2 separate regions of the Homo sapiens genome follow, and region 1 is linked to region 2. A link is an interaction called in ENCODE POLR2A ChIA-PET data of the cell type or tissue named here. Cell type or tissue: PC-3. All regions are shown on one strand. Links, peaks and the distances in the headings refer to the core of each region. The heading gives the core; the rest is flanking DNA. Region 1 overlaps KPNA7 (karyopherin subunit alpha 7). Region 2 overlaps SMURF1 (SMAD specific E3 ubiquitin protein ligase 1).

Region 1 (8,337 bases), core at 19-8,018, 110 kb after region 2:
TGGTGAAACCCTGTCTCTATTAAAATACAAAAAATTAGCCGGGTGTGGAGGCGTGTGCCTGTAATCCCAGTTAGGAGGCTGAGGAAGGAGAATCACTTGAACTCAGGAGGCAGAGGTTGCAGTGAGCCAAAATTGTCCCACTGCACTCCAGTCTGGGTGACAGAGCGAGACTCCATCTCCAATAATAATAATAATTGCTCAATAAACCTTTGCATTTATAAAATGCACTTGGCCAGAGATACAGGAGGAATTTATCTTCTATTCTTCTATTCCTGGGTAGGATTTATTCCCATTTTATGGTTGGGGAAAACTGACCTCAGCATAAAAAACAAAACAAAACAAATAACTTATGGCTCCAAGCAAGTTATAGTTCAAAAGATACCACTTGAAATATAAATGTCCTTTGATTCATAACTAGATGTTTCTCACTAGAATATGTACAGATTTACAGAGGCGTGCAGGACCACAAGTACTGAACAGATTGGAAGATGCTATAATTTGGGCAACACACCTGGTCTTTCTCTCTTGCCTAGCTTGTCATACCTGGTGCATCCTGGGAACTCACTACCCAGCCTGAGAACAGGAACACCGCCAGTAGCTTCTCCTCAACCCCATGAGACTCCACCTGCCTCCCCACCCCCAGCCCAAGGTAACCACTCCTGACTATAGATGGTTTAAACATAGCTAATTCCTTTAAAGGTGGCAAAAAGAAAAATGCCAAGGATAGTCATTGCTCCTGCAAAAGGGGAGTACAAATCAGGAGAAATAATGTTTTTTTGTTTTTGTTTTTTTGCGACAGTTTTACTCTTGCTGCCCAGGCTGGAGTATAGTGGCATGATCGTGGCTCACTGCAACCTCCACCCTCCCAGGTTCAAGTGATTCTCCTGTCTTAGGCCTCCCAAGTAGCTGGGATTACAGGCACCCACCACCACACCTGGCTAATTTTTTGTGTTTTTAGTAGAGATGGGGTTTCACCATGTTGGCCAGGCTGGTATCGAACCCCTGATCTCAGGTGATCCACTTGCCTTGGCCTCCCAAAGTGCTGGGATTACGGACATAAGCCACTGTGCCTGCCCACAACCTTTTTTTTTTTTTTTTTTGAGACAGGGTCTCACTGTGTCACAGAGGCTACAGTGCAGTGGTGTGATCTTAGCTCACAGCAGCCTTGACCTCCCGGGCTCAATTGATCCTCCTACCTTAGCCTCCCAAGATGCTGGGACTACAGGCATATGCCACCAAGCCTGGCTAATTTTTGTATACGTATATTTTTTGTAGAGAAAGAGTTTCGCCACATTGCCCAGGCTGGTCTCAAACGCCTGAACTCAATCTATCCACCTGACTGGGCCTCCCAAAACGTCGGAATTACAGTCGTGAGCCACTGCACTCAGCCTGCTTTGTTGTTTTTCTATGTTTAGATTTGAATTTTGTTGACATTACCACTTTAATCAATTTAACTTTGCTTTCCTTCAGTGTATGATATCACCATAGCATGATATGTTTTTCCTCCTAAAAATAAAAGCTCCACCCTCTTTTGGTAGGGAGAGAATAGATGGCACATTCTTTCACCACCGCTTAGACATAAGCCAATATTTACTAGCTCAAGAGCTTTCTGGATGTTTGAGCCATGGGGTCACCTTGTCATTGAATAATGCTTGTTCCGTCTTCCAAATCTTTAATGGGTTCTTCAGAATGGAACGCCCCCTTCCTTTTTTTCAGGCAAAGCTAGGACTCTGAGGTTTCAGAGCTCTGCTGTGATCTCAATTTGCTTCTGCACCTGTGTCTGGATTCCTGAAGGAGTTCAACCCAGGGCTATTGGAAAGTAGTCCTTTGCCATGGTTGCTGTGTGCGCCACTTACGTTTTTTAGCAGAGCCACCAAGGGAGGCAAGACGTCGTAGGCAAGCAGCTGCTGGATGTGGTGACAAGGCCCCGCTGCTACGTTGCTCAGGGCCCAGGCTGCCTCCTTCTGGATGGAGGGCTTGTTGTGTTGCAGGAGCTGGGGGAGCACGTTCAGCATACCCGCATCAATGGCCATCTGCGTCTGCTCATCTGTGCCCGTGACAATGTTCCCCACGGTGCGGAGAGAAGGAGTCTGGAAGAGCAAGGCTAGAAGTCTAAGTATTTCAAGTCTATCCCAGGAGAAGGCAACAATCACACCAAGTTCTGTTCTCTCCCAAACATTGTCATGCTATAGCCGATGGTTGTCTGACAGCCTGTGAACAGGAATTGTATCTGTGATCATTATTCAATTCATCCATGGCCTTTTAATTTATTTTTTATTTATTTATTTATAAAGAGACAGGGTCTTTACTGTTACCCAGGCTGGAATGCAGTGGCATGATCATAGCTCACTGCAGCCTTCAACTCTTGGGCTCAAGTGATCCTCCTCCCCCAGCCTCCCAAGTATCTGGGACTATACGGATGTGCCACCATGCCCGGCTAATTTTTAAGTTTTTTGTAGAGACGGGGGTCTTGCTATGTTGTCCAGGCTGGTCTCAAGTGATCCTGCCTTGGCTTTCCAAAGTGCTGGGATTACAATCATGAGCCACTGTGCCTGGCCCATGGATGTTTAAAGGTGACTTAAAGGAACTTTCTGGCTTCCCACTTGTTTGGCTCAAGTGGGACAGAAATACCCAAGAAATACCTTTATCGAGAAATGCTGTTGGACTTTTCATATGCTTTCAGTTTCATCATCAAATGCTAAATTGACGATAGTGTTTTGTTTGTTTGTTTGTTTTTTGAGACAAGGTCTTGCTGTCACCCAGACTGGAGTATAGTGGTACGATTTTGGTTGTCACTGCAACCTCTGCCTCCTGGGTTCAAGCAATTCTCCTGCCTCAGCCTCCTGAGAAGCTGGGATTACAGGTGTGCACCACCATGCCTGGCTAATTTTTGTATCTTTTGTAGAGACAAGGTTTCACCATGTTGCCCAGGCTTGTCTTGAACTCCTGACCTCAAGTGATCTGCCTACCTCGGCCTCCCAAAGTGCTGGGATTATAGGCATGAGCTACTGCGCCCAGTGACTATACTCTTTATCGTATAATGACTGAATTAGTATTTATCAGTGTCAAGCGTGTTGCATATTTAATTGGAGATAATGAGATCTCAATGCCATTTCCTGGTGTGATTGGGAAGCCCTTCATAATGGCTCAGAAGATCCCCAGGACAGGTCTACGATTGGGCTCAAAACAACAACTCTCCTACAATAGCTGACTATGGCTTTATTCAGATTTCTCTGTACTGTAGTGGCAGCCCCAGTAAAGCCCAGCAACAGTTCTAGAATTTTCCTAGCCTATTAGGCTACTTACCTGATACCAAAGTGAGAGGTAGAAGTGTACTTCAGGCCAGTCATGGCCTTACCAGGGCAGCTCCAAATAGGCCCCAGAACCCGGGGGTAAGCAACTTCTTAGAGAATTTACTTCTCCACTTTGGGAGGCCGAGGCGGATGGATCACTTGAGTCCAGGAGTTTGAGACCAGCCTGGCCAACATGGGGAAACACCGTCTCTACTAAAAATACAAAAATTAGCTGGGTGTGGTGGTGCACACCTGTAGTCCCAGCTACTTGGGAGGCTGAGGCAGGAAAATTTCTTGAACCCAGGAGACAGAGGTTGCAGGGAGCCAAGATTGTATCACCACACTCCGGCCTTGGCAACAGAGTGAGACTTTGTCAAAAAACAACAACAACAACAACAAAAATGGCTTGTCTTATCTCATACTCTCCATGCCCCTAGCACTATCCCGAAACCAACTCAACATCTGAGAAGTCCTATGCTAATCTCAAAATAGATGATCACTAAGGCTGCAGAATATGCAATATTAGGTAAAATATTAAGAAAATAAAGAGCAGGCAGCATAGAGACATCTTCAATATAATGCACCCACATTTCAAAGCAGTATATGATGTAGGTGACATGTTTAATAACATAGCAAAGCGGCAGGGCATAGTGGCTCATGCCTGTAACCCCAGCACTTTGGGAGGCTGAGGTGGGCAGATCACCTGAGGTCAAGAGTTCAGGACCAGCCTGGCCAACCTGGTGAAACCCTGTCTCTACTAAAAATACAAAAATTAGCTGGGCGTGATGGTAGTGGGTGCCTGTGATCCCAGCTACTCAGGAGGCTGAGGCAAGAGAATTGCTTGAAGTCGGGAGGTGGAGGTTGCAGTGAGCCAAGATTGTACCACTGCACTCCAGCCTGGATGACAGAGAGACTCCGTCTCACACACAAAAAAAATAATAACCTAGAAAAGCAATTAGTAATGGTTTTACTTGCTTTCTGCCTATATCTGAGCTAGTCTAAGAGAACAAACTGGGGAGAGGATAATGGGTTGTTTTTTTTTTTAATCCCCAGTCTCACTGTCACTCTGGCTGGAGTACAGTGTGCCATCACAGCTCACTGCATCCTCAAACTTCTGGGCTCAATAAATTCTCCCAACTCTGCCTCCCCAGTAGCTGAGACTACAGGTATGCACCACCACACCCAGCTAATTTTTTTTTTTTTTTTTTGAGATGGAATGTCACTGTCACCCAGGCTGGAGAGCAGTGGCACGATCTCAGCTCACTGCAACCTCCACCTCCTGGGTTCAAGGAATTCTCCTGCCTCAGCCTCCCGAGTAGCTGGAATTACAGCTGTGCGCCATCACACTCAGTTAATTCTTTGGTGTTTTACAAATAAATTTTTGTATTTTTGTATTTTTACAGCTGTGAGCCACCGTGCCCGGCCTTTTTTTTTAAAAAAAAAAAAAAAAAAAAAAAAAAAAAAAAAAAACCCACTAGGATTTGACATCAAAATAGATTCAAGCTTTTGGCCACAGAGTAGCAAAGATGGGCAGGCACAGTGGCTCACACCTCTAATCCCAGTCGTTTGGGAGGCCGAGGCAGGAGGATCACCTGAGGTCAGGAGTTCGAGACTAGCCTGGCCAACATGGTAAAACCCTGTCCCTACTAAAAATACAAAATGAGCCGGGCGTGGTCGTTGGCATCTATAATCCCAGCTACCCAGGAGGCTGAGATAGGAGAATCGCTTGAACCTGGGAGGCAGAGGTTGCAATGAGCTGAGATTGTGCCACTGCATTCCAGCCTGGGTGACAGAGCAAGACTCTGTCTCAAAAAAAAAAAAAAAAAAAAAAAAGCAAAGACCAGGGAAATGCAGATGACAAACCTTGCCCCAGAACCTGCTAAAGTGACTATGACCCGAGGACTCGAATCCACAGGGCCCAGGATTGCATTTACCAAGACATTGAGTTCTGAGCTGGTCATGAGCACTACCAGCCTGGGCAGGACCCCCGTGTTAACCACTTGGCCGATGCGCTTGTTGGAGCCGTCGGTGAGGTAGGACAGTGCCCAGCAGGCATCCGAGAGAACCTCACTGTCCTGGTGCTGCAGGAGGTGAAGGAGGGCCGGCAGTATCTGCTTCACCGCAGTGTCGCAAGGGTATGGGTTCTTGTTTCGGCACAGATTCGACAAGGTCCACGTGATGTTCCGCAGAAATGTGATCTGTAACAAGGAGACTGCCTCCAGCATTGGGTGCAAAGGAGAGAAAATGCAAACAGCAGTGTGTTCTTACCATTTCCAATCAATACCATAGATCAGCATGAACCAGAGCTTTTTAAAATTTTATTTATTATTTTCAGACAGCCTTGCTCTGTCACCCAGGCTGGAGTGCAGTGATGCAATCTTGGCTCACTGCAACCTCTGCCTCCTGGATTCAAGTGATTCTCCTCCCTCAGCCTCCTGAGTAGCTGGGATTACAGGTGCCCGCCACCACACACGCCCAGCTAATTTTTGTATTTTTAGTAGAGATGGGGTTTCACCATGTTGCCCAGACTGGTCTTGAACTCCTGGCCTCAAGTGATCTGCCGGCCTCAGCCTCCCAACGTGCTGGGATTACAGGGGTGAGCCATTGTGCCCGACTGAACGAGAGCTTTTGAACTTCAAATAGAAATGTGTTCTAGGCAGTGATGTGTATTAGGGACACAGAACGAGGTTCGTATTTCACATTCCAATGTTAGATGGAGGTTTCCTTTGTCTTTCAAAATGTCCTTTCCCATTTGATTGATGACCTAATTTCATTTTTCACTGACAACAAGATCAAGCAGGAGTTACTTGGTCTTCCCACTGGTCTAAAACACTACTGGCATGTCATCCCCAGATTTCTAATCTTCTAATTGAGAATCAGTCTTCCTACTCTGCCTCTGGATCCCATCCCTTTTGGCCTTTTATTATTAGTTTTAGTTTTAGTAGAGACAGGGGTCTTGCTATGTTGCCCAGTCTGGACTTCAACTCCTGGGCTCAAGTGATCTGCCTACCTCCACCTCCCAAAGTGATGACAGGCCTGAGTCACCACACCTGGCCCTTACTTTTTGCCTTTAAAGATTCCGCCCAGAATCATCCCTGCCCCCAAATCACTCCCACCAGTAAGGAAACATACCCTGGGACTGTCAGCCCCTCCCCTTCTGCCCCTTTCAGCCATCATCACACTTCTGTCTTTCAGAGTCTACCCTCAGAGAGGCATCTATATTCACTGTCTACCTCCCAGATTCCCAATTGTTGGGGTTTTTTGTTTGTTTGTTGAGACAGGGTCTCACTCTGTTGCCCAGGCTGCAGTGCAGTGCCGTGATCATAGCTCACTACAGCCTCAACCTCCCAGGCCCAAGTGATCCTCCTACTTCTGCCTCCTGAGTAGCTGTGGCTAGACATGCTTTTTGTAGAGGAAAGTCTTGCTATGTTGCCCAGGCTGGTCTCAAACTCCTGGGCTCAAGGGATCCTCCTGCCTCGGCCTCCCAAAATGCTGGGATTACAGACATAAGCGCCTGGCCTCCAGTTGTTCTTCAGGCCATTCTAGTCATGTTTCTAACCCTTCTTTGGGGTTAGGGATGGGAATCAGCTCCTTCCAAGTCACCAAACACAGCAGCTGCTTCTTGGTCCTAAAGTTACTGTCCCTCTCAGCTGTGGTTAGTAGTCAGCCCTTTCTTTTTGAAGGAGCTCTCGGCTGGGCGTGGTGGCTCACACCTGTAACCCCAACACTTTGGGAGGCCGAGGCAGGTGGATCATGAGGTCAGGGGTTCAAGACCAGCCTGGCCAAGATGGTGAAACCCCGTCTCTACTAAAAACACAAAAATTAGCCAGGCGGGGTGGCATGTGCCTGTAATCCCAGCTACTCGGGAGGCTGAAGCAGAAGAATCGCTTGAACCCAGGAGGCGGAGGTTGCAGTGAGCTGAGATTGCACCACTGCACTCCAGCCTGGTGACAGAGCAAGACTCTGTCTCAAAAAAAAAAAAAAGCAGAAAAAAAAGCAGAAAAAAAAGAAAGAGCTCTTCTTGGCAACTGTGACACCAAACCTGGTTTTCTATGGCCAAATTAGCTGTTTCTACTTAGTCTTTTTGGCAGGCTCTGCCTGAATTTAGAACCTTAGAGCCCACAGGACTGGGTCTCAGGCTCTCCTCACACTCTAGGTCAGGGGTTGAAAACTTTTTCGGTAAAGGGCCAGATCTTAAACATTTTTAGCCTGTGGCTTCTGTGGCAACAACAACTGTCCTTGTAGACCAGACAGTATGTAAATGAGTGTGGCTGCATGCCAGTAAAACTTTTTTTTTTTTTTTGGGGGGAGACAGGGTCTCACTCCATCACCCAGGCTGGAGTGCAGTGGTGCAATCACAGCTCACTGCAGCCTCAAACTCAAGCGATCCTCTCGCCTTGCCTTCCCAAGTAGCTGGGACTACAGACACGTGCCACCATGCCCAGCTTGATAAAACTATTTACAAAGCAAGCGGCCAGCCAGGTCATGTTTGTGACCCCTGGCCCCAGCTGACCTTGCCTGGCTGGGTGACATATACACATATGTCACCTAGCAAGGTACATCTGTCAATCCGACTCTGCTGCAATGGTGTCTCCAACTCGCCTCAACTTCATGCCTGCAACACAAGCTCCAATTTCTTTTTTTCCTGCACTTTTCCCCTTTCTCTAGGAAGACAATCATCTGAACAATCTAACCTGAAACCTAGGGGCATCCTGGCTTCTTGCTGTCTCCCTTTCACGTCTAGAATGGCTATGTCCCAGACCCACCTGCTTCACCATCTCCCTCTGCTATACAATTTTTTTTTTTTTTTTGAGATGGAGTCTTGCTCTGTCACCAGGCTGGAGTACAGTGGCACAATCTCGGCTCACTGCAACCTCCACCTCCCAGGTTCAAGAGATTCTCCTGCCTCAGCCTCCTGAGTAGCTGGGAGTACAGGTGCGTGCCACCACACCCAGCTAATTTTTGTAATTTTAGGAGACGGGGTTTCACCGTGTTGGCCAGGATGGTCTTGATCTCTTGACCTCGTGATCTGCCCACCTCGGCC
Region 2 (8,337 bases), core at 285-8,284:
CATTCCCTAACAACACATTTATTCCCCATTATTCCTCATGGTATAGCTTGGATTAGCCCCTTTTACCCACCCCAGCTACCTCCCAGAGTTTATTCTTGCTTCTTAACCCATCAGACAATCCCTCTCTCCTTGCTGGGCCCTAACCTACATTCAGGGTCCAGGCCAGGCATTTTGTCAGTGAAGCCTCACTCAAGCCAGTGTTTCCCAAACGTCAGTCTGTGATGACATTTTCACTAGTGCCAAAACCAAAAAAATAAGGACAATGTAAGCGGGGTTTTCATAAAACGAAACTAATTTTAAGTGGCTGTTCTTTGTTGTGATGTTATGTCTTTCCTGCTTTTTTCATGTTAAAATGTTCTTTCTTTAATGAAAGAGGTAACAAAAAACGGTGACAGAGCAGTGACTTAGCAAAATAAAAACTGGGCAATATTATACTGATCCCCACATGTACATAAATGTTTCGACTGCTCTGGGAATTACAACTCTAACCATCAGTGATCAGCTCCCTCTTTTTAATCCTATTTAAGAATCATATAGTTTAGTATTCAATTACTTCCCATACAGGTGGCTTTGTTCCCCAGCTAAGTTAGGCCCCTCTGAGGGAGGAACCATCCATCCATCCATTCATTCATTCATTTTCTGGGCCAGCGTTTCGCTCTGTCACCCAGGCTAGAATGCAGTGGCACGAACACAGCTCACTGCAGTCTCGAACTCCTGGGCTCCAGTGATGCTCCCACCACAGCCTCCTGAGTACCTGGGACTACAGGGCATGCACCACCACCCCTGACTAATTTTTCAATTTCTTGTAGGGACAAGGTCTTACTATGTTGCCCAGGCTGGTATCAAACTGAGCTTAAGCAATCCTCCCGCCTCAGCCTCCCCAAGTGCTGTGCCACTTCCAAGGCCACTGTACCAGAGCCACTGATCTGTCAATTCTGATACAAATTTAGGATATCTTCAAATTTGCATTGAAGGAAAAAAAGTCACATTTCAGTTATATCAACAGATTCAAATGCCAAAAATGTTAAGCCCATACAGGAGAACTGAACTCCATTCCATTATCTGCAACTGAAACAAACACTTCTTTCCAATCTTGCTCAGTAAGTTTATGCATACACAAGACTCACACATGTTTCCACTATTCAGACACCATTAAATGATCAAATGATTTCTTCCTGCGGGGAAAACTGTCTAAGTTAACAAAACACACTTTAGCACCCACCGGCCATGCCTATTGGCTTTGGAGGTGGGAACAGATCTCTGGTAAAGTGACAGTCCTGAGGTAAGTTTTCAAAACACCTGTTTGCTTAAAATATGGATGTTACAGTTCATCTTCTACAATTGCACTAAATTAAAAATAAATGACAAAATCATGTGAACTATTTGCCATCAGAAGTGTGACAGAATTCAGATCATACCCCAAACGTGGCAGGGTTAGGCAGAGCTGTTGTGGCAAAAACTGTCTCTTCTGTGAGACACAACTGAGCCCCAAGGACGAGGTGGGGATGTGCCACCTGCTGCCTGTCCCCACGGGTTCCCTGCCAGCACCAAACATTAATACTATCTGTGTGATCCTTTCTAGTCCAGAAAGCTCTTCTAGAAACACTATTCTCTTCTTATTCTCATAGGATGAGGGACATGGACACACAGACAGATGGATTTTTTTCCTAATTCATGGGTGAAGGCATCTCTGCTGCACCCCCATCCCACTCTACATTAATGCGGCATCATCATAGCTCTTTGCAGAGCCTGAAATTAAACCCTTTCTTTATTTGCATTCTTCTTAATGCCTAGCTCCACTGAAGCAAGTACTGTGTCTTTTATTCTTAACCACTGTCTCCCCAGAGGCTGAAACAGTGCCTGGCACATGCAGTTGACTTTAAACATATTTGTTAAATGGTATTAGGTAATGACTTTTTTTTTTTTAACTGTGTAGTTAACCCACTAGAATGTAAGCATCAAGAAGGCAGACGCTGCCTTCTCAACCATTACATTCCTAGCACGGAAGCACAGGGCCTGGCAGAAATTAGCGCTTGATCAATGTTTGTTGAAATCAATGGATAACTGCCTGCTTGAATGAATGTATGAAAACAACTGTTTTGCAAGCGCCACAATGTGATGTGTCTGACTCCTATGCCATGTTCACAAGGAGTCGAGAGCCTGGAAGCTTTGCACACTACTGCCTGGAAGATCTGATTCTTTGGAAATAAAATATATATATATATTCTGCAGGTTCAAAGCAGAAGTATTATTATAATGAGGGAGAAATAAAGTAATAAAGTACATGTCAAAAAACAAGTACTAAAGTCCAGAGGGCATTTGGAACTTTTTTTTTTTTTTTTGAGATGGAGTCTTGCTCTGTTGCCCAGGCTGGAGTGCAGTGGCACGATCTCAGCTCGTTGCAAACTCCACCTCCCAGGTTCAAGCGATCCTCCTGCCTCAGCCCCCCTAGTAGCTGGGATTACAGGCATGTGCCACCATGCCCGGCTAATTTTTGTATTTTTAGTAGAGACGAGGTTTCGCCATGTTGGCCAGGCTGGTCTCGAACTCCTGACCTCAGGTGATCCACCCGCCTCGGCCTCACAAAGTGCTGGGATTACAGGCGTGAGCCACCGCGCCCGGCCAAAAACGGGACACGGAACTTTTTATTTGAACAAAGCTCTCATGAAGGAACCGTCATTTTTACATCTTAAGGAATGATCTTCAAGGATTTGTTACACCATCACATTCCAAGAAAACCGGTAACTGGGGATCACTCTCTATTTTTTAACATTAAAATGTTATTTTTCCCAACACCCTCACAGAATCTGCAGCCCCTGAAGTAGGAGCTCTTCCTGGATGGAGAAAGAAGACAGGTCGCACACAGGAAGCAATTGCCAAAGCTATTGTTTTCTTTCGTTTGGTTTTTTCTTAAGTATTATAGGCTAACACCTTTGCTTTGGAAGGTAAGAAAAGTGTCTCATTAAAGTCTATCTATATAGGACAATTTCTATCTCCAGATAATGTTTCTGTCTTAAATAAACCCAGTGGAATGTTTTACAGCGGAACAAGGGCAAGGCCAGACTCAGCGGCTCATGCCTGTAATCCCAGCACTTTGGGAGGCTGAGGCAGGAAGATTCCTTGAGCCCAGGAGTTGGAGACCACCCCTGAGCAACGTAACAAGACACTGTATCTTAAAAAAAAAAAAATAGAAATTAGCCAGTTCAGTGGTTTGCACTACTCAGCACCAGCTACTCAGGAGGCTGAGGGAGGAGAACTGCTTGAACCCAAGAGTTCAAGGCTGCGGTAAGCTATGACTGCACCACCGCACTCCAGCCTGGGCAACAGAGTGAGATGCCGTCTCTTTAAAAGAATAAATAAATAAGAAGAAGAAAGGAAAAAAAAAAGTAATCATAAGTAATAGCAAGAGAAAGCAATGTCAGTATTTTCTCTCTCTGTGTTCTACCAAATGAGGCAGTATTATTATTTTATAGAGATAGGATTTTGCTATGTTGCCCAGGCTGGTCTCAAACTCTTGGTCTCAGCAATCCTTCTGCCTCAGCCTCCCGGAGTGCTGGAATTCCAGGTGTGAGTCAACATTTCCAACCGAGGCAGTATTAATTTGACACATAGAAAGATCAACAGAAAATCCAAAGGCGGCCAGGCGTGGTGGCTCACCAGCACTTTGGGAGGCCAAGGCAGGTGGATCACCTGAGGTCAGGAGTTTGAGACCAGCCTGACCAACGCAGTGAAACCCTACCACTACTAAAAATACAAAATTAGCCAGGCGTGGTGGCGCAAGCCTATAATCCCAGCTACTGGGGAGGTTGAGGCAGAAGAATCACTTGAACCTGGGGGACGAAGGCTGCAGTGAGCCAAGATTCTGCCATTGGACTCCAGCCTGGAGACAGAGCAAAATTCTATGTCAAAAAAAGAAAAGAAAAGAAAATCCGAAGGTGAGGATGAAGTTTAGCAAGGTAATACACTGCAAAAACCCCACACGTGGCTATGAAAACCCCAGGAAATACACACAATCTTCTAAAACAAAGTGCCTTATAATTTCTTTCCTATTTATCATTTTATAGTGCTACTTCCATAACACTGAAGTATTTAACGGTATTATTTTGCCTGGTTTTATCATAAAAGCCATTATAATTATTTGGCTAATCATTATTCACATCACAGTATAAATCAGGGTAAAATAATTATGCTCAACTTGATTGAGCATAGAAGGAAAATAGAAGCTCAGAGAGATTAAGCAACAGCTCGAGGTGACCTGGCAAAGTTAGTGACGGAGATAAGAACTGATCCATCTCCTCAATGAAAACCACAGCATTCACTGACTCACGCTACTTCATCAAGACAACTGAGCATTAGAATGAAAACATTTTGGTGGCTCATGCCTGTAATCCCAGCAGTCTGGGAGGCCGAGGCGGGTGGATCACAAGGTCAGGAGCTCGAGACCAGCCTGGCCAAAATGGTAAAACCCCGTCTCTACTAAAAATACAAAAAAAGTTAGCTGGGCCTGGTGTTGGGCACCTGTAATCCCAGCTACTCGGGAGACTGAGGCAGGAGAATTGCTTGAACCTGGGAGGCGTGGGTTGCAGTGAGTCCAGATCACGCAACTGCACTCCAGCCTGGGCAACGAGTGAGACTCCATCTCAAAAAAAAAAAAAAGAAAAAATTTGTCACAACATTAAACGTTTCCAGTCGATGTAGCTAACAATAGATTCATAAGATCATTTAAAACTTAAAAAAAAAAAAAATCAACCAGACACAGTGGCTCACGCCTGTAATCCCAGCACTTTGGGAGGCCAAGGCAGGTGGATCACATGAGGTCAGGAGTTCGAGACCAGCCTGGCCAACATGGTGAAACCCCGTCTCTACCAAAAATATAAAGAATTAGCTGGGTATGGTGGCATGCACCTATAATCCCAGCTACTTGGGAGGCTAAGGCAGGACAATCGCTTGAACCCAGGGGGCTGAGGTTGCACTGAGCCAAAATCATGCCACTGCACTCCAGCCTGGGTGACAGAGTGAGATTCCATCTCAAAAAAAAAAAAAAAATTGGTCATGACCCAGCAATTTCACCCTTAGGTATGTCCTCAATGCAAATGCACAGATACATGCTCACCATGTAGTAAAAGGATAATAAATAATAGTAGCACAGTTCCTAATAGTTCTTTTATTGATTGTACTGTTTGATTGTACTCAGTTTTGGAACTGAGAACCATTGAGATGTCCATCAACAATACAAACAATAAAAAAGTTGTGGTCATCACAAAATGGAATACTATACAGCAATGAGAATGGCAGATCCTAACAACACACACATTTATGAATGAATCTCACAAACATAATATTCAATGAAAGCCACAAGACAATACATTTCATACAATGCCACTTATATAAAGTACAAAAGCAGACAGAACTAATATATGCTGTTAAAGTTAGGCTAGTGATTATCCTTTAGCAGGATAAGGTAATGACCTGAAGGACGCATGAAGAAGGTGACTGGGGAACTGGCCATGCTCTATGTCCTGACCTGGATGCTAATTATATACATGTGTTCAGTTTGTGAGAATTCAGTGAGCTGTACACTCAGATATTTATAAATCAATCATAAACATCAATAGACAGAATAGAAAGTCCAAATATAGACCCATGTCAACTGATGTTCTTCAAAGATGCCAAGACAATTCGATGATGGGGGAAAAAAGATAGCCTTGTCTAGACTGGAAAATAAGAAATCCAGCCAGAATGAATGGGATATCATTATGAAAAAAGAATAATAATAAGTCTCAACCCTTACCTCACATCATACACAAAAATTGGCCTCAAACGGAGCAGAAACATAAAAATTAAATACAATAACGTAAAAACTAGATACCATTAGGAAAATGAAAGGGCAAGAGACAGACTGGGAGAAAATATTAACAACCCATATGACCAACAAAAGACCTGCATCTAGAATAAAGAACTCTACAACTCAATTTAAAAAAAAAACCCAATCCAATTAAAAAATTGATATTTGGCTGAGCACAGCAGCTCACAACTGTAATCCCAACACTGGGAAGCCAAGGTGGGAGGATGACTTGTGTCCAGGTGTTCAAGATCAGCCTGGGCAAAACAGTGAGACCCTATCTCTATAAAAATTTTTAAAATTAACTTTTAAATAGACACCTTACCAAAAAAGACATCACATGGCCAATAAGCACAGAAAAACATGCTCAGTATCAATAATCATTGGTACAATGCACAATGCACATGAAAACCACAGTAAGGTACCACCACATACCTACTAGAATTGCTAAAATTAAAAAGACTGACAATACTAAGTGCTAGCAAGGAGGTGGAAGTAGCAGTAGTAAGTAGTGTTTTCCTGACTCCTGGAGACATTCTAGCAAATTATTATTATTTTGAGACAGGGTCTACACTCTGTCACCCAGGCTGGAGTGCAGTGGCACAATCACAGCTCACTGCAGCCTCAACCTCCCAGGTTCAAGCGATCCTCCCACCTCAGCCTCCCCAAGTAGCTGGGACTACAGGCATGCGCCACCAAGCCTGGCTCATTTTGTTTAATTTTTTGTACAGCTGGAATCTCAGTCTGTTGCTCAGGCTGGGCTTGAACTCCTGGCCTCAAGTGATCTGCCTGCTTCAGCCTCCCAAAGTGCTGGGATTACAGGATTACAGGCCTCTAGCAAATTACTGAACCTGCAAAGGGAACCCCCGATTTATTTATTAGTCAGAAATATAGGTGACAACCTTTGATTTGCAACTCATGGATAAGGTAGGAGTAGTCTTGTGGGACTGAGCCCTTAACCTGTGGGGTCTTTGCTAATTCTGGGGAATTAAGCGTTGGGATTGAATCGAACTGTAGAATAGCCAGTTAGCATCAGAATTGGGATTGATGTGGGGAAAAAAAAAAAAAACCCACACATTAGGTGTCATCAGTGTCATGTGTAACAACAGCTCAGAGTATCACACACAGGTCAATTTTTGTGTATGATGTGAGGTAAGGGTTGAGACTTATTATTATTCTTTTTTCATAAGGATATCCCATTCATTCTGGCTGGATTTCCTATTTTCCAGTCTAGACAAGGCTATCTTTTTTTCCCCATCATCGAATTGTCTTGGCACCTTTGAAGAACATCAGTTGACATGGGTCTATATTTGGACTTTCTATTCTGTCTATTGATGTTTATGATTGATTTATAAATATCTGAGTGTACAGCTCACTGAATTCTCACAAACTGAACACACGTATATAATTAGCACCCAGGTCAGGAAATAGAGCATGGCCAGTTCCCCAGTCACCTTCTTCATGTGTCCTGCAGGTCATTACCTTATCCTGGCTAATTTTTTATTTTTTATAGCGATGGGGTCTCGCAATGTTGCCCAGCCTGGTCTCAAATCCTGGGCTCAAGCGATCCTCCAGCCACAGCCTACCGAAGTGCTGGGATTACAGGCGTGGGCCCCCACACCCAGCCCCTACTCCTTAAGTGTGAGCTGTGTGTAGTGACTTCCTTCCAAAGAGTCCAGTATGGAAAGAGAGGAAAAAAAAGTAACTTTACAGTGGAGAAACCTGACGAACACCATCTCAGCCAGGTGATCAAGGTCAACATCAACAGTGACAAGTCACGCTGATATTAAGAGCATGAAATTTTGACAGGACCCGATGAGAATGGTACTTCACTTCTGTGGTCTTCCTCTCTAAAATGCATAATCCCAATCTAATCATGACACAAACATCAAACACTTCCAGTGGAGGAACATTCTACAAATACCTGACCAGTGCTTCTCAAAGCTGTCAAGATCATCAAAAGCAAGGAAAGTCTAAGAAACTGTCACAGCCAAGAGCAACCTAAGGAAATATGACAACTAAATGTGATGTCATATCCTGGATGGGATCCTGAAACAGAACATGTCAGTAGGTAAAAAATAAGACAGTGAAAGCATGGACTTGAGTTAGTAACAGTGTATTAAAATTGCTTCATTAATTGCAACAAATGTACTGCAGTCATGTTAGATGCTGTTAATTGGGGAATCTGGACGTGTGTATGCGTATGTACATGTGTGTGTGCGCATGTGTGCAAGTGTGCATGTGTGCACGTGTGCCCATGTGTATGTGTGTGCACGTGCATGTGTGTGCGTGTGCCTGCATGTGTGTGCACGTGTGTGCGCGTGTGGGGGCGGAAGGGGTAACATGGGAACTGTCTGTCCTACCTTGGCAATAATTCCATAAGTCCAAAATTGTTCTAAAAAATAATGTCTATAATAAAAAAAAAAACAAAAAAGGTTACAGAACAGTGACGAGGTAAACTCTTTTTGGTAAAATTGTGTGTATGTGGATAAATG

Evidence for each region. Peaks named below come from ENCODE experiments on the same cell type or tissue, not always from the same donor. Only the 100,000 strongest peaks of a DNase experiment are listed, where the experiment ranks them.
Region 1: POLR2A ChIA-PET joins it to region 2 with 10 read pairs; 2 of 35 experiments call an interaction of 5 or more read pairs at or near these places.

What each region holds. Positions count from the first base shown.
Region 1 is chr7:99,183,073-99,191,409 of GRCh38, forward strand. KPNA7 (karyopherin subunit alpha 7) reads right to left here. Exons shown (of 11, transcript NM_001145715.3): 7 at 5,228-5,491; 8 at 1,857-2,090. Among named protein-coding and RNA genes, the nearest start is that of KPNA7, 21 kb to the right of the region's middle. RefSeq lists a silencer at 7,634-7,928. In PC-3, for the core only: no CTCF peak of the experiment used is centred there; no DNase peak of the experiment used is centred there.
Region 2 is chr7:99,068,736-99,077,072 of GRCh38, forward strand. The region is part of intron 1 of SMURF1 (SMAD specific E3 ubiquitin protein ligase 1); the gene reads right to left. Among named protein-coding and RNA genes, the nearest start is that of SMURF1, 71 kb to the right of the region's middle. In PC-3, for the core only: no CTCF peak of the experiment used is centred there; a DNase peak (open chromatin) is centred at 4,306; H3K27ac peaks cover 400 bases.